2 separate regions of the Mus musculus genome follow, and region 2 is linked to region 1. A link is a loop called in an ENCODE intact Hi-C map of the cell type or tissue named here. Cell type or tissue: left cerebral cortex. All regions are shown on one strand. Links, peaks and the distances in the headings refer to the core of each region. The heading gives the core; the rest is flanking DNA.

Region 1 (8,841 bases), core at 1-8,000:
CAGCTACAGTGTGCTTATATATAATAAATAAATAAATAAATAAATAAATAAATAAATAAATAAATCTTTAAAAAACCAAAATAATTAAAAAAAAGAAAATGAACAATTTAGTAGTACATTCAGAATGTTGTGTGACTATCTCATTTTTTTTCTAAGATTTTTTTATTTTATTTATATGAGTACACTATAGTTGTCTTCAGACACATCAGAAGAAGGCATCAGACCACATTACACATTATAGATGGTTGTGAGCCACCATGTGGTTGCTGGGAATTGAATTAAAGACTTCTGTAAAAGCAGTATCTCAGGGTTTTACTGCTGTGAACAGAAACCATGACCAAGGCAACTCTTATAAGGATAACATTTAACTGGGGCTGGCTTACAGGTTCAGAGCTTGAGTCCATTATCATCAAAGTGGGAGCATGGCAGCATCCAGGTAGGCATGATGCAGGAGGAGCTGAGAGGCAAACAGGAGAATATGGGCTCCCAGGAAGTTAGGACAGGTTCTTAAAGGCCACACCCACAGTGACACACCTACTTCAACAAGGCCTCATCTAATAGTGCCACTCCCTGGGCCAAGTGTATACAAACCACCACAAGCAGTCAGTGCTCTGAACCAATGGACCCTTCTCTCCAGCTCTGACTATCTCATTTTTTTTTACATGTCACTTGCAAGTTTATTTGCTGGATTTAGAGTACAAAGAAAAAAAAATACAAAATAAAGAAAGAGAAAAAAGATTGTTTCTGTTTCTTGTCAGAATATTTCAAACAAATCAGAAATTTAAATATGAAAACATCAAAAATGGTAATTTAACAATGAATCCTTTTTTGAAGAGGTAGCAATTGTACATAATTAATTGTTAAGAGGATAATCATTATTCAAGCTAAGGACAGGTGATTCTCTCACAAACCTCATAATGAGACATGGAGTCCCATGATGAGAGATGGAAACCCTGGGTCTCCAAGAATTCTTCACCAGCACATCTCAGTAAGAAGCATGTCAGGTCCAGGATGAGTGGCAGCCTTATTTTTTCTAATTTTAAAGTTTCTCACGCTCTTCCTGAAGAGGATGACTATCACAGAAGAGTTCATGCCAAGCCTGTGTGTGACTCAGGTCACTGTCTTGTGTTGTCTTTCATCAGGTTGGAGTTGCCCCATCAGGTCCTCCTTCCTAATAGTGACTCCTGCAGATGACTCCTTAAACTTTAGTCTGTGAGGTAGTTCTGGTCTACACTGTTTCACCCTACTGTGTACACAGTAAACCATTCCTCCTGTTCTAGTCTGAAGGCAGAATACATGTTCCACAGGAATGCACTTTTCCTTTCACTTTTTGGGCAGTGAGCATAATCCGGCCATGTTGCAAGCTCAGAGCTTGCTTAGCCTTCCCTCAGTACTCAGCAGTTGAGGTAGAAGCACAACACACCAATTCACTTAAACTCTCACAATAGCATGGAACCTGCTACATGATTTCGGGGACTATCTCATTTTTATACCCACAAAAAGAAATCCTATTTGCATTAAGCCTTGACTCCCCACTCCTCTCCAATTCCAAACTCCTGGAACCACTATTGATTCCTACATACAGATTTACGTAGTTCAGATAATTCATAAAAATAAATCGTACCATTTGTCACCTTTTATGTTTGGCTTCTCTAGTCCCCTCTTACAGAAATGGACACAGCAGGATGTCACATTCTTGCAAGTGATGTTTCCTGTTCTAAATGAAAGAGGAACTCAAAAGCTGCCAGACCTGTATGACTAACACAGCATCCTGCAGATGTCAATTTTAGACACACGTTTGTACATTCTTAAAAATGGAGATTCAGTGTTACAGCTTTGTAACATGGCAACTTGGTTAGACCAAAATGCTTTCCAGAATCCCTTCCTTGTATGTTTCTGGTTAGAGAGTACCACAAGGGATGTTGTGAAGAATCTAGCATGTGGAAATAAAATAGCAGCCAGTTCCTGTTTTGAGTTGCGATGCCACATTGTTACTTACCTGGTTGGATGTCTTGGTGTCGTTCAGTAGCTAGGCCTGTAACTGCTCCACCTGCTCCTGGCCTTCCTTATGGGGCTCACTCCTGGGCCAGGTCATATTCAATTCCATGACAAAGACCACCAACTGTTCCTGCAACATATTACTCTACTGAGGTTTCAGGCATGCATCCTAGCCTCTGTGCTGAGTGGTTTTATGTAAACTTGACACAAGTTAGAGTTATCTGAAGGGAGGGAAACGTAAGATTCAGCTATAAGGCATTTTCTTAATAAGTGATTGATGGGAGATGGCCCAGTCCATTGTGTGTGGTGCCATCCCTGGGTTGATGGTCCTGGGTTCTATAAGCAGGCTAAGCAAGCCATGAAGAACAAACCAGTCAGTGACCTGTGCTCCTTCATGACCTCTGCTTCAGCCCCTGCCCTTAGGTTTCTGCCCTTTGAGTTTCTGTCCTGACTTCATTGATGAACAGTGATCTAGAAGTGTAATCTAAATAAACCCTTTCCTCTCCAATTTGCTTTGGTCATGGTGTTTTATCACAACAATGGTAGTCCTAAGACAGTAACTCTCAGTTCTAGCCAAGCCCTGTGTCCCTTTATAGCTATCTTTCCTCTCTCACCTCTCTCCCTGAAAAATTCAGTCTCTCACCAGGCACAAAAGCAACTGCTTTATACAGAGTGTTAGCCGCCATCTTGACTGGGTTCACATCCCTGTAACAACGTATACCAGGAGGTTGGATAGATAACTATCTACACCCTCAGTGGTTCTGCTTCTCCACTACATCTGATACTGTAACAAATTAAACCCACTTCTTCAACAGTAAGAAAGGACACAGAGGAAAGTAATCAAGTATGAGGCTACCTGGAAATGTGGATGACTGCAAAATGCAGATCCCTTTAAAGTAGAAATCTTTATCATCTCTATGCATAGTGTGTGCGCATACAGACATGTGAAGGTCAAAAGACAATTTATGAGAGTCAGTTCTCAAGTTCTACCATGGTGGGGTCTAATGATTAAACTCGGGTCTTCAGACATGGTGAAAGGCACAGACACCCCCCCCCCAAAAGTAGGATTAAACACTGCTATTACTAATGTTTTTGGCAGGATAATTCTTGCTGTGGGGACCTGTCCTGTGCGTGACTGGGTATTTAGCAACACACTCCCAAGTTTGACAGTAAAAAGTGCCTTCAGACATTGCCAAATGTTTCCTGCAGCTCAGATGTTTCCATGCCTTTAGCTAAGCCTAGAGCATGCTGCATGCGGTGTACATTACCTGGTCTCCTTCCCCTTCACCCACTTGTCAAGAGTGTAGAACGCCAGTCAGACTTCGGTCCTACTTTTCTACAGATGAAGATGGGTCCACAGAACAAGGGCCCTCTCCCTAGCACTAGTTTGTCAGCAAGATTGCTGAGGCAAGAACTCAGGTCTTCTGTGTCTTGTACTAGTGCTATTAACCATATCCTCCTGCCTTGCTGGGATACTGTGACACTATAATGTGATGACAGGCTGCTGATAGTCAGAGGTGCAATTACATCATCATTATGGACTAAGTAACCAGATGGGGAAGAGGAGGCACAAGGAATGCAACAGTTTTATTAGGAGTGTAGGCATGTCAGGGAAATCCTGTTCAGGGAGGCACAGGGCAGAATGGAACACTGCTCAAGTCCCCAGCAGGCTAACAGGGCCTCTACGGAGATATCTAAACAAGGTGCTACTTGTGGCTGCTTCTGGTGAAATGATTTTTGCCTGAAAGAGCGCTCCAGCACTGGTGAATCTGAATTCCATGTAAGACTGTGTCTGACACAGAAACAGAAGACGTGCTGAAGCAGATGGCTCACCACCTGGACAGTGTGCAGGTGTCAGAGGGACCCTATATCCCTCACACGTCCCTACACAAAGTTGACAGGGACAGTGCCGTGACAGCAGGTAGATACTGGCTGAAGGTACACAATGTGTAGGAAGTGTCTGTCATTGATGAGTGGCCCTGTGTCTTGAGAACTTGGGTCTGGTTTCCAGCAGGTCCTGAGCAATACTGATATCCCTTTCCGAGGCCCCTGAAGAGTCAATTTAGTTCTGTTCTGACTCCTTTAGAGTGAAATGCCTATGCCCAACACCAGGTTCTGGGTAAGAACAGCTGAAAGGACAGAGGAATGTCACTGCCACCCCGAGACACTTGTGGCTTAGTCCCGACGTGTTTCTGGAGTGGTCACTTTTCTCTGAGCACAGGCATCTTGCCCAGGATGGGCCCCCACCTTTCCACAGGCACCGGTGCAGAGCATCTTTCTTGAGAGTCCGAGCCTTTAGCTACTGGCCTGTAAGTAATGTCCCCTGGACAGATCAGTCTGAAGATACATGTGCTCAAAGGCTGGTTTCTGTCCCTAAACCAGCAGGCACTGCCTGTGAATGACAGGCTCACGTGTAGAATGCTGTGACTCTCCTAAGAAGAGAGCTCTCTGTTTTCATAGGCAGAAAGAAAAGTAAGAAGCGAGGAGGCTTCAGGGTAGCAAAGGACCCTTAGTTCTTCCATCGAATTTGCTGTGAAGAAAGCAGACAAGGAAGGCATGATCAGTTGTCACTTACCACTACAGTGAGGGAGAGGAGATGAAAATCAGAATGGGATTGGGACTGTTGAGTTCTTTTGTCTGTTTGGGGCAGGGTGTCTCTATGTAGCCCAGTCTAGCCTGGAACTCAGTGTATATTGCAGTCTAACCTCAAACTCCTGATCTTCCTGCCTTAACTTGCAAGTGTGAGGGATTGTGGACATGCACTAGCAAAGAATCAGTTTTTAACTCTGTGTGTACCGAGATCAACCTTACATATCAGATGCTATCTACCTAGTTTTTTGAAATAGGCTCTTTTACTAGCCTGGAACTTGCCAATTAGGCTGGGCTGACCAGTGAGCCCCAGAGATCTGCTGCCTCTGCCTCCCTAGTGCTGGGAATTCAAGCACATGCCATGTGTCCAGCCTTTATGTGGGTGCTGGGGACCAAACTCAGATCCTTGTGTATACATGGCAAGTACTTTATTGATTAACCATCACCTTAGAAGATTTTTCTTTTTAGCATGTGGGAGTTCATTTATCCAGAGAAAGATTAAATACCTGTTCTGTATTTTACAGATTGCCAGTTTAGAGCATTAATCTGGCTTTGCCCTCCTTAGTGCTAAGATTCACTAGTATTAGGTGACTAAGCACAGGTATCAAATACCTAATATTAAATTCTATGCTAATGAAAAGCTCAGTGATTTCATACGGATAACCAGGACTTTTGAAATAGCTAATTCTATTTCATTTTCTTATTTCCAACAGGCAGGTCACAGCCTAGAGGGATCATACGCCTGGCTACTGAGTCTCTATCAGGTGCTGTGTCGTTCCTGATCTCTATTAGGTCTAATGATGATCAGTGCACCACAGTTATGCTCCATGCTGAGGTCTTCATATCTCACTTCAGTATTTCTTAACTCTCTGTGTGTACAGATGCACATGGGCTAAGGACAGATCAGATGTATCACATGCTATCTACCTTGGGGTTTTTTGTTTGTTTGTTTTTTGATTTGTTTTGGTTTTGGTTTTTTGAGACAGGGTTTCTCTGTGTAGGTCTCTCTGGCTGTACTGGAACTCACTCTGTAGACCAGGCTGGCCTCAAACTCAGAAATCTGCCTACCCCTGCCTCCTAAGTGCTGGGATTAAAAGCGTGTACCACCACTGCCCGGCTTTACCTTGTTTTTTTGAAACAGGGTCTCTTACTAGCCTGGAACTTGCCAATTCATATCTCAAAAGTGATTTCTACTGTTCAAAAATAGTACTTTTGCTCCTCCATCCCACAGGTGGGTCTTGTATCCATGTGGCTCAGCTCAGTGCATCTGCCTAGATCTTGGAGCATACACTGGCTGCTCCCCTGTGCATGCTCTCCTAGGCTGCCTGGAGGGTAGGTTACCGAGCTGCTGAGAATGGCGTCAATCTTCTCTTCCTCGGCGGATCCTTTGTCTACTTTGCTCCTGTATGCAAGCAACTGCTGACGATCCTTCAGGTCTCGGCAAGTCTGTACAAAAAAACACAATCAAATTCCTACTCAGCCTCTCTCTATACAGAACTCACTCTTTCTGCCACGGTTTCTTTGCTCCTGGGCTCAAGAAAAAGACAGCAGACGAGAGTAAGATGATGTGCATAAAGCACCCAGAGAACCCCAAGCTGGAGATTGTTACAGAGCTTACATAGCTTCATTCAGTTCTTTTTTCTTTAATATTATTTATTTTTTATTTATATGAGTACACTGTAGCTGTCTTCAGCCACACCAGAAGATGGCATCAGATCTCATTACAGATGGTTGTGAGCCACCATGTGGTTGCTGGGATTTGAACTCAGGACCTCTGGAAGAGCAGTCAGTGCTCTTAACCACTGAGTCATCTCTCCAGCCCCTTCATTTAGTTTTAATGACTTCAAAAAACTAAAAGCTGAGAATTCAATTCGGAGACCGGGAAAACAATACAGGAGTGTTGGTCTCCAAACTAATTCTCGCCAGACTATTCTGACTGTTCAGTCAAAGCCGCTGGAAGATTTCAGATCTGGGGCAAAGGCTGTATTTCTGATTCTTCACCCAGGACCTAACTCAGGGTTCTCCCTTCTTGCAGACTCACATCAATGACGACATCATGGCACTTGAACTTAGTAGCTAAGTTCAACTTGGTGTCCACATCTTCCACCAGATTGACATATTCCTGCAGTATCTGTAGGAAAACATTCTCTGATTAATGACAGAGACACGGGGCTCCCTGGGTAGAAAAAGCAAGTTGTAAACAAGGGAGAACTCAGCACCCCGTGTTTGCAAAGCCAACGTGAAGCACAGTTTTACAGTGGAAGCGGGGATGCTCAGCAGCACTTCCCTGCTACCTCAGGAGAAAGGGAAGAGCAGTCCTCCTTACCCTGCAGCCAGGTCCAGAGGCCACAGCACTCTAGAGATGGGCCAGGGTAGGCCTACTGCTCCTAGGCTATAGGGAATTCTTCTCAATTATCTGAACAGTACATAGTTCTCTATATGGCTAAGCACAGGAGCTGTTCCTCAAAGAGGGCCTGAAATTACTTTGTTTCTCCATGTCCTTTTTCTTCTATGTCAGGCCTCGCACAGCCACAGTGCCACCATGAGGATAGCTCACATCCCACCACTAGCTCTTTTTCAAAGCCATTACCTGGACAGGGGCACTGTTCTTGTGCAAAATTTCCACAACTCGATGGAAGCCAATGGGTGCTCTCTTCTTGGTGTAACCCAACCAGTTCTGGAAGAAAAGGCAGCAACAGGTGGGCCAGACATCATTAACACACTGGCCTCAGCTCATGTGCCTTTCATGGTCATATCAGAGAAGCATGGTAGACAGACAGGAAGAGGTGAGGGGTAGAGAAACCGTGAGAGATGAACTTTCTTAGAAAAGCCAAGGAGTGTAGAGGGGAGAAAAGAGTAAGACATATATAATAAAATGAGGTCTTTGATCTTGACAGTAATGCATGGAAACAGTCTGTGAAATGTTCCAAAATGGAACAAGTAATGAATAACATATACACCATAAGTTTTTAAGTACAAAAAATTCTACTTCTCCACCTTTACATGCATAAGGAATTACTTATTTGTAAACTCATACAGTAGGATCTAGGAAGCTACTGACAACCATGAATTTCCCTGAATGAGGTTGGAACACGGACACAGTGACATCTGAACCTCTTCTTAAGGTGTTTGTGCTGGGAAGTGAGTCCAACTTTGCACATGCTGCCTATGCCCTCCATGACCACGAGCACAGCCCTCACCCTCTCAGTCTCATATACTTAGACACTTTCATATACAGTGTCAATTTTTCTGTGAGTGTGGTTTTCTTTAGTAGTTAATAAATAAGAAGAAAAATCAGAAAATTCTCAAGGCTAGAATGAAAAACTATATTTACATTTTAAACCAACTTATATGGAACCACAAAAGATCTCAAATAACCAAACCAATCCTGAAAAAGAAAACTGTGTGTGCATGCAATGCATACACACACACATAACACGGGTGATGTAGGATGGATGCTATTAGTATGAACTGTAGTAATCATTCCAATATAAAAACCAAAATTCCATACTGCACACTTTATAGTACATAATGATCAACTTTCAAATATATATAATATTTATATATGTATGTATATATGTATGCATATACACATGTACACATATGTATGTGTACATAAATATATATACACACATAATATATATATATATAATATATTAATAGAGAATACAATCGTATCCAAAGATTGGATAGATTATATTGGATCCTAATAAATTAAATATACAATTAAAATATATAAATATAAAAATTGAAAACAGGGGCTGAAGAGATGGCTCAGAAATTAAGAGTATCCATTGCTCTTGTAGAGGCCCTGGGTTCGAGTCCCAGAACCCACATGGTGGCCCACAACTATCTATAATTCTCACTTACATGGTACAATGAATCACATAAATCTAAAAGCAAAACAAAACAAATCAAAACAAACAAACAAAACCCTAAAAGCAGTAAAGAGCTAATTTAAAAGTGATGTATATATGGCAGATATTTATGATAATATAATTTACTAATACTAAATTTCTTGGGGCTGGAGAGATGGTAGTGAAGAGCACTTGCTGGTTTTCCAGAGGAGCTAGGTTCAATTCCCAGCACCCACATGGTGGCTCCCAGCCATCTCAGCCATCTCTAACTGCAGTACTAGTTCCCTCTTCCCACCCCCCTAGGTGTGCAGGCTAATGGCATGCACATAGAGTAAAAGTAAGTCTTAGAGGAAGTCATCACTGTAGATCCATACACTTCAAGGTAGGTAAGTAAATG
Region 2 (8,841 bases), core at 1-8,000, 110 kb before region 1:
CTTGATAATCCACAAGTTGTTGTAGTCCTTATGCAAATAGGTGGTAACCTAAGTGGAGGGCAGAAGGAAAGGAGGAGGTATCATTATGATCCGCACAGCTGGACACGCACACTCCCCAGCAAACTAACACCACTTGAACATCTTTCAGGATCCCCAGCTACCAACCCAGGAAGCCACATTTCCCAGTGGGACTCAGAAATGGCACTCCTGAATAAGATTTTCTCCATTTTACAGAATTTTGAGGCCCTACCCTTTAAGAACTGCTAAATTTCTTTTTCTTTTGGTATATTGTCAATCAAGTTTCAGCTGTCTTGAGGGAGGACCATTATACGTGTCTCCACATAGAAGCAGCAGATTTAACCTATTTAAAAAGTCATCAGGATAATGCCTCAGGGCTGGAGAGTTGACTCAGAGGTGAAGAGCACTGGCCACTCTTCTGGAGGACCCAGGTTCAAATCCCAGCACCCACGTGTCGGCCCACGTCTGCCTGTAACTCCAGTTCCAGGGAATCCAACACAGATATATGTGTAGGCAAAACACCAATGTACATAAAATAAAAATAAATCACTAAAAAATATGCCCTGAGCTGGGGAGACAGCTCAGTTGATAAGGTCTTGCTGCACAGACATGAGAATCTGAGTTTGATACCCAACACACATGTCAAAACAAAACCAACAAAACAAAAAAACTGGTGTTCTGAGAAGACAGTACCTAGGCTTTGCTGGCTAGGCAGTTTAACTAAACCAGTGAACTCCAGACTCAGTGAAAGACACTTTCTCAAAAAACAAGGTGGAGAGTGACTATGGAAAGCACCTGACATTGACATCTGGCCTCCTCATGCACATACACACCTGTGTACCCACGTCTCAATCCCATGCATACTTACAAAAAACAACCAAACCTACTATTTTTCCTAATATGTGGGTAAACAACACTAAAATGCTCCATAAATATCTCATGCTAAAGCTGTAACCCATAGCCATAATTGACTTATTAAAAAACTATGTATAAACTCATGAATGTTTATAATATAGTGGTGGATCTAACAGCAAAAACTTAGGCATAAAATAAACATCTATTAAGAGGACTAGTTAACATGATACTGTATACATGGAATAGAGTATCATACACAGGTAAAAATGTTTTGGAGCATTTTTTAAAGCAGCATGCAAAAGTGGCTCATGAATGCTCACACCCAAAGCAGCTCCCACTCAGCAGCAGGCATTATTCTGAGCATCAGACAAGTCCCACCCTGCTCAATCAGTACCACGGCTCTGGGCTACAGATGCTACTACTTCCCCCGCAATATTACAAAGAAATAGGTGAGGTCATTTGTTCAAGATGACACAGCTTATATAGTTTGAGGAGTCAGGATTCCAAGCAGGGCAGCTAACTCCAGTGCTCCCAAGAAGAAAGACAAAAAATATACAATTATGCCAGATATGTAAACAAATATAGAAACAACAGAAATGCAGGCATTTTTTTTCCTGTTTTTCTTCTAACTTCAATTAGATTCAACACGACTAATTTACTTTAAAAAAAAAGTTGGGAACTAGCACGTATGGGAAATCACTCTGCATAAACTATGGTAATATTTGAGTTATTTGAATGGAATTTGCATTGTTTCTCAAAAAAAAAACCCAAATGATTAAGGATACATAAAAGCTAAAACATTTTGGCTCACATTTACAAAGTAAGGTCCAGTTTATCTACTGGGATTTGTTCACATATGTCAGGGTCCTGTAGGCCCTGCACATACAGAGGGAATGGTTTCTGTTCTTATAAGAGCCATTATCAAAATTCTCCCAGGAAAAATACTGTTTATCAGAAGTATAGCCCCTTCCCATTCCCATAGAAACGTTTGTTTCCGTAGGTGGAGTTTTTATACAGGTCTCCTAGGAACTCAGATACCTAATTATAGTAGAATGTTCCAAAATGTCTGAAAAAAAATGCAGATCTTCTGAGATTATAAGTAGCTTTGTTTCTTTTTTAAAATACTTTTCTAAACTTTTCGATTTTATTTTATAGACATTAACTGTCTTAAATCATTGTAGAACTGAGACCTAAGCCTGTTGTGGAACTATTCCCTCTTCTCATCACTCTCCAGGCCGGGAGCTGTGCTAGGCACAGGAGAATTCCAGGATCTGGCAAAATGAAGGGAGAAGCAAAACCCTCACGGTCCCTTAAAAAAGTTACCCAGAGGTAGGCAGAAACGGCAAGAAAGGATCTGATAAAGGGGGAAGGGCACCAATCTGGGGGGTGGGAGGAATCATGAGACAGACAGAGGGGAAACCTTGAGCTAAAATCTAAAGAAGCTAAAGTTAACCACAAAAAGAAGGGAAGGAACAAGGAAATACTTCAGTCAATAGAAAATGGGTGAACCACAGATGACAAGCAAGAAAGTGAATGACAGGTTCAGTCACAAAGGGCAGTTCAGTGTGGCTGCCACCATACTTCACCTGGTTACCCACCTGCTGCTGGCGAGCACCAATGCCCTCAGGGTAGAGGTGCCTATGAGAGTGCAGGTAGCCAATGGCCATCCGGAGATTCTTCACAGTGATTACAGAGCCATACGCCAGGTCTGGGGGAGGGGAAAGACATCAGATAGATACCAGGCTGGGGGAAGAGGGATTGGGGGGTGGGGAGCTGCTGCAAGCCATAAGCCTCACAATCCTCTTAGAGACATCATGGGGCCCAGGCCAGCCTAGCCTGGAGTCCTAATTGCCTTCTCACTGCAATGGGAGCAACTCAAGAGGAAGCTCCCCACATTCACATCATGCCTAACCCAGCCCCAGCACGAGCACTTTGCTTCAGACTCCACACTCCCCTATGCACTGCTCTTCCACAGCTCTCTTCTCATTCCTCTCTCTCTTGCATGCTCCTCTTACCAGCCTCTGTATAGTCAACTGCCTTACGTCTGAAACATCTCCTAAGCTGCCCTGAACAAATTTCAGTCCAAAGCTCCCTCTCTAAGGACTAATGCCAGATGCTGCCCCTCCATCCAGTGCTTTCTCTTGCCTTCCTGGTTCTCACCACTGTGTTCCTGGCACTGGGACTCAGGAGAGTGAAGGGCATCCTGCTCTCAGAGCCTCGGTGCCATCTCTTTTTCTCCCTTGCCTGTCCCTCTTGGGTATACTCTTGGCTGTCCCTGAATGGTAGGTACAGCCCTAAAATGACTTCTAGTGGATGCACCTATCATCCTAGACATACTATAATTTATTCCAGCCATACTAACTCCACAATACACAGCATTCCTAGCTGCCGGCCTGCTCAGAAACTTCCATGTTGTCCAATACCTTAAGTATCTCACGCCCTCATCATCTGGGTTCCAACTGTCTTCCTAACTTAAGATTCCAGCCTCAGCATATAATGTGGGCCTTGAGTTTACCCTGCCCTTGGCTTTGACCATCCATCCCTTCTGCCTAACACGACCTCTCGCTCCTCAATGCCTGCGGACCCTTACTTATCCCTGCAGGTCCGACACCAAGGCAAACCTTTCCATGCGTGTACATGGAATCCCCTTAAGCTGCTTCCTAGCACTGACTAATCATGGGCTTTAATCCCCAGTACTGTATTCCACCCCTCAGAGTTACTTTCTTTGAGACAATCTATGAAGCCCTTACTGTCCTGGAACTCACTATGTAGATCAGGCTGGCCTCAAACTCAGAGCTCTGCCTGCCTCTGCTGGGATTAAAGGTGTGTGCCTCTTCCCCTGGCTCTGTATTTCCCTTTTATGTACTTAACCCGCGAATGGATGTCCGTCATGTCAGACTATCCCTGGAAGGTGAACACCTAACTATTCCCTGTGACTGTGTACATAATTGTATATGTATGTATGTATGCACAAAACTATTAAAAAACTGGTGCAGCCTACAACTGCTGCTGCAAGGCTTTGCTCTGTGACCACATTCTCTCAGAATGGCCTTCTTACAGTGCTGGCTTTGAGAGCTACAAAGTTCTTTTGCATACTATAATAATGCTGGGTTTTCTCTCTCCCAATTTGCTATTTATAGACAAAACAAACAAACAAACAAACAAACAAACCCCAATAAACAAAACCCAAGTTTCAGGCTTAGCTTTTTAGGTTCAACTCCCAGGAAAGCCTCATGTCAGCACACTCACGTTCAGGGATAGAAGCATTGTGAAGGCTGTTCCCTGAAAGCCGGGCTTGAAAGGCAGAACTGAAGAAGCCATCACCAGGACCACTGTGCAGAAAGAAGAAGCACAAGAGAGTCAAGAAAGTAAATGCTACCATGTCCAGCCAGGTGGTGGGAGCGCACACCCTTGATCCCATTACTCAGGAGGCAGAGGCAGGAGAATCTCTGTGAGTGCAAGGCCAACCTGGTCTACAAAGCAAGTTCCAAATCAGCCAGGGCTACAGAGAGAAACCCTGTCTCAAAAAACAAAACAAAACAAACAAAGCTGCCATTTCTCAATAGCCCTTAGTTACTTCAAGAGGAGATTTGAAAATGTGAAGGGCAGGGTGATCTCATGAAACAAACAAGGATGACAGAGTTGGAGAAACTACAATTTAAATTCCACCTTATGAGCTTCGTGACGTGGGCAATGCTCCTAGCCTTATTTAACCTTAGTTCTTCTTCTTTTTTTTAATTTTTAAAGATTTATTTATTTATTTTTATGTAAATGCACACACTGCAGCTGTCTTCAGACACACCAGAAGAGGGCATCGGATCCCATTACAGATGGTTGTAAGCCACCATGTGGTTGTTGGGAATTGAACTCTAAACCTCTGGAAGAGCGGTCTTAACTGCTGAGCCATCTCTCCAGCCCCATAGTTCTTCATTTATAAATAGGCGATTTTTAAAAAGCCAAAAGAACTCACTAATAATGATAGCTAATTGAGGCTGTGCATAATGCTAAACCCAGTTTTTTTTTTTGTTTTGTTTTGTTTTTTTTGGGTTTTTTTTTTGTTTTTGTTTTTGTTTTTTTTTTTTTTTTGGTTTTTCGAGACAGGGTTTCTCTGTGTAGCCCTGGCTGACCTGGAACTCACTTTGTAGACCAGGCTGCCCTTGAACTCAGAAATCCCCCTGCCTCTGCCTCCTGAGTGCTGGGATTAAAGGCGTGCACCACCACTCCCGGCTAAACCCAGTTCTTAGCAACTAGTAGCTACTTATTAAATGAGTTGTTACTGTTGGTGTCCTGGTTATCAGCACAGCACTGCAACCCTGGTATCCATCCCCGCTAAAGTGAAAGGCCTCCCTTCAATTAGAGAGTAGGAACACTGAGGCTATTAGGGAATCCTCTGCCTCCTTTAATTGTGGCTTTGGGTGCTGGGTTTTCTGAGCATACCTTAGGGTATGCAGAAGAGAAAGCACAGGGGAGCAGGAGAGTGTCCCCACCTTCATCCTAACCTCAGGCCTGGGAATCACACCGCCCCCATATAGGCTGAGGTGTCAGACAAAGACCAGAAGCAAGAAGGGAAAGGTTCTGGCTGTACCTTTTATTCAGCACCATGACATGAACAGCAAAAATGGTCACATAGAGCACCAAAGGCAGCACTATGAGGCACAGGATGCGAGCAGTTAGGTGCTTCCCCACAGTCACCTGCAACAGAACCATCACAGGGGTGTGCACACGAATCTTCTCTATACTCAGCATGAGTCACATTGGAAAGAATAGTAAGCGGAAACCCTAAGCCTTTCTTTCTATACTACCCTCCACCCTCCCACACACCTACTCCTCCACACACACATGCACACACACATGCACACACACATGTACACGCACATGCACACATACACTTCAAGGAGATAATATAGGCCAGCTCCCTGTTGTCCTTCCAGGCACTGAGCCCGTGACCACTGACAAGGTAAGGCTATTGTTGAACAATGGCTTCCAGCTCACTGAACTTTCCCTAAAGTTTGCCAAGGCTCCCTGTACTGACTATGCCAACCCCTTATCACATGGCCAACTGTTGCTGGCCTTAACCTCACAAGGCTCCTTGGAGCACCTGAGCTTGGGCTCTATTCAAAGTAGGATTGTAATAGGTCCTCTCCTCTTCTCTCCTCCCCTCCTACAACCCCCTCCATGGGTTCCAGAGGGCAGAGATCATGTTGTAGTCACCCATACATTCCCAGCACTCTGCATTTAGTAAATGGTCTCTATGTCTTTTCTGAAGGAATAAACATGTTGACATGTTAGAAATTTGGTAGTTGAGCCCTGGAGCTTGCCTAACCCAAGCTTGAGTCATAGATTTCCCTCTTACCACCTGTAATACCTGTAGGACCTTGGGAAAGTTCTCTCTCAGGGTTTCAAATTCCTCATTTGTCTAATCAGTGAATGGTAATGAACACCCACCCATAAGATTTTAATGATAATATAAAAAGGCAAACCATTTTATACAGTGTCTGGCACTAAATCAACTCTTGATTACTAATATAGTAATTTTAAAAATCCTAACAGTGTTTAATTGGTTTCCATATACAGAAACCCTTGGTCAGAAAAAGAAATTGTAAATTCAGAAGTTCAGAATCATCCCAGTCATTTGTCCTCATTGGCCTTGGCCTGAGTCCAGCTCAACAGCCTCTTCTGGCTGGCTGGGAAACTTAAAAGAAATGGAGGGAGTGGGGGGAAGCAACGACAAAAGAGAACGGCAGGTTGTCACTCCACTGCTCCCTTTATACCACTCCAGCCCCACTCCAGCCCCACTCCCTGATATCCTGCTGTCTACAGAGGAAAGCTGTGTCTGTCCATCTGTCCATGGCCCAGACACAGAGCACAGGGCACAGCCACTCCTTCTCCCTAAGACAGAAGCAGAGAGAGGCTAATGGTAAGCAGCACTGTGGAACAAAGACATTTCCACAAGCGCTTGAGTTCTCACCAGTGAAAGGCTGAGGTCTCCAAACAGATGCCAGAGGTCTGAAATAGTGTTCAACCCCACTTGCACGATGATAAAGAGGCCAACAAATTTGACCCCTAAAGCACCAGCGAGACTAATGCCAGTCAGGCTGAGCCAGAACCACCAGGGGGCAGAGAAAGGCCTAGAAACCAATAAGACAAAGTTTAGTTTGGCTACTAGAAACAAACTGGAAATCAAGAGCACCACCTAGATGGGCTATGCTGCACCTAAGCCTGGGGGGTTCTTAACACCAGGGGACTGTGGCAAGGCTTCAAGGAGGTTGTGCTCCATCAAGGCCCTCAAACTACAGGCAAGTCACTGTGAGAGAAAGTAGCATGTTGTTCTGTGGAGGAGGCTCCATGCTACTCCTGGCTAAGCATAGGCCCTTCTATGTAGAGACTTATTCTTTACTAGCAACAAGTCCGGGAGACATAAGAGGAAATCCCAGAAAAGTTCTCTGGACTCAAGTCAGACTTATCCTTTGTGTCACCTCTGGGCCTGCCAAAGAGCATTTGTTGAATGTTCATTACATATTAGGCACTACTCCAAGAATTATCCCCCTATTCTCATCATACCCCCGTAAGCCAGAGCTCATTATCCTCTTTTTATACATAAGGAAACAGAAGCACAAAGAGTCTAAGCAATGTCGCTTGCATGAGATGACCACAGTTCAAGGCAGGCAATCAGCTACAATGTTGATGTTCCTTATCAGCCTGCTGTACTGACAGCTGATTTCCTGACCATCTGCCACTTCCCTTGCCAGAATGAATACTTCTTAAGGCCAGCACCCTAGTTCTTCTGCCCTTCTCTCCTGGCATGGTACCTGGCGTATAGTATGTATTCATAAAATAGGAGATGGGTCTGGAGATACAGCTCATTGACGGAGGCTTGCCAAACACGAGGCCCTGGGCTCAACCCGTGATACTACTTTTTAAAAAGCAGGTAGAACTGAAGTGGAAGAAACATAAGATAACACTAAACCAGAGTAGGCTGCTAGTCACTGGCTGGGTCAAAACACATTACTTCCTGGGACAGCCTAGGATATACCAGCTCTTTTGAACTTTGAAAATATGGAATGACCTACTCTACTCCCTCAAAGGCAGGAGAAGGATCCAGAAAAATAGAAGGGTTCTGAAAGTAGACCAAACTCCAGATCAGTTTTAAAGCTGGGTCTGGGAGGGTCCTCTTGGCTGGTACGGAGAATTCGCCATGTCAGCATGGACGGCAGCCTTGAGGCAGGGAGACAAGTGGGTCTGAGGCAGTATCTACCCCGGATGGAGAGTGCGCAGGATGAGATGTCCCTGAGCTCCTTGGAGCAGCACTGGCGATAAGGGGCAGCTGATAAGGCACTGTGAGGAGGCAGCATCAGGACTCCCGTAATACCCATAAGCCCTTGGATACCGACCGACTTGAACATTAAAACACCTCTTAACAACTGACATCTTCTCAGTCTTGTGAAAACCCAAACTACAAGCATCCATTAGAGAAAACATTTTAAAATTAATTTTTCATTATCTAAAAAACAAACAAATGAAAAGCATGCTCCTCTTAAACTCAGCTTGAATCAAAATCCTTTAAGTACCCGCTTGGCCCTGGCACAATCAAACTTCTGGGGCTGCCATGGCTTCTGACCCCCACCCTCTCACCCCAACCGAGATGGTATTGCTGACCTGTTAGCACAGGAGTTGTACTTGACCATGCTCAGCATGGCCGCCATGATGAAGAACATCAGGATGGGGTCAAGGAGGATGTACTGGGATAGAGTGAGGCATCCTGTGTCTGAAAAACAGGAGCTGGCTGGTCAAAATGCAGAGTCATGAAAGAGATCTCTGAAAATAAACACTCTTAACAAGAAGAAACAATCTAGCAGTCTTGAGTCCTTGATCACCACTAGACTAACAGCAAGGGGAAGGACTCAGCTTGGGGCTCACTATCATTATTCTGTGTATTATCATTAGCCCAACAGTAAGAAGTATACCCAT

Evidence for each region. Peaks named below come from ENCODE experiments on the same cell type or tissue, not always from the same donor. Only the 100,000 strongest peaks of a DNase experiment are listed, where the experiment ranks them.
Region 2: a loop joins it to region 1, with 4 times the contacts of the local background. A loop is called at or near these places in 8 of 42 quality-filtered maps.

The regions. Positions count from the first base shown.
Region 1 is chr12:87,235,309-87,244,149 of GRCm38, forward strand. It overlaps Noxred1 (NADP+ dependent oxidoreductase domain containing 1), which reads right to left and starts at 3,293. Exons shown (of 8, transcript NM_027744.1): 1 at 3,267-3,293; 2 at 2,000-2,128. Vipas39 (VPS33B interacting protein, apical-basolateral polarity regulator, spe-39 homolog) reads right to left here. Exons shown (of 20, transcript NM_001142580.1): 17 at 7,178-7,264; 18 at 6,629-6,718; 19 at 5,929-6,033; 20 at 3,567-4,528. The coding sequence ends at 4,508. In left cerebral cortex, for the core only: no CTCF peak of the experiment used is centred there; DNase peaks (open chromatin) are centred at 1,766, 1,989, 3,722 and 7,174.
Region 2 is chr12:87,124,831-87,133,671 of GRCm38, forward strand. It overlaps Pomt2 (protein-O-mannosyltransferase 2), which reads right to left. Exons shown (of 21, transcript NM_153415.4): 5 at 8,530-8,638; 6 at 6,842-7,001; 7 at 5,459-5,565; 8 at 4,123-4,205; 9 at 2,472-2,581; 10 at 1-48. Among named protein-coding and RNA genes, the nearest start is that of Gstz1, 18 kb to the right of the region's middle. In left cerebral cortex, for the core only: CTCF peaks have their summits at 4,716 (motif pointing right) and 6,984 (motif pointing right); DNase peaks (open chromatin) are centred at 1,252, 5,643 and 6,950.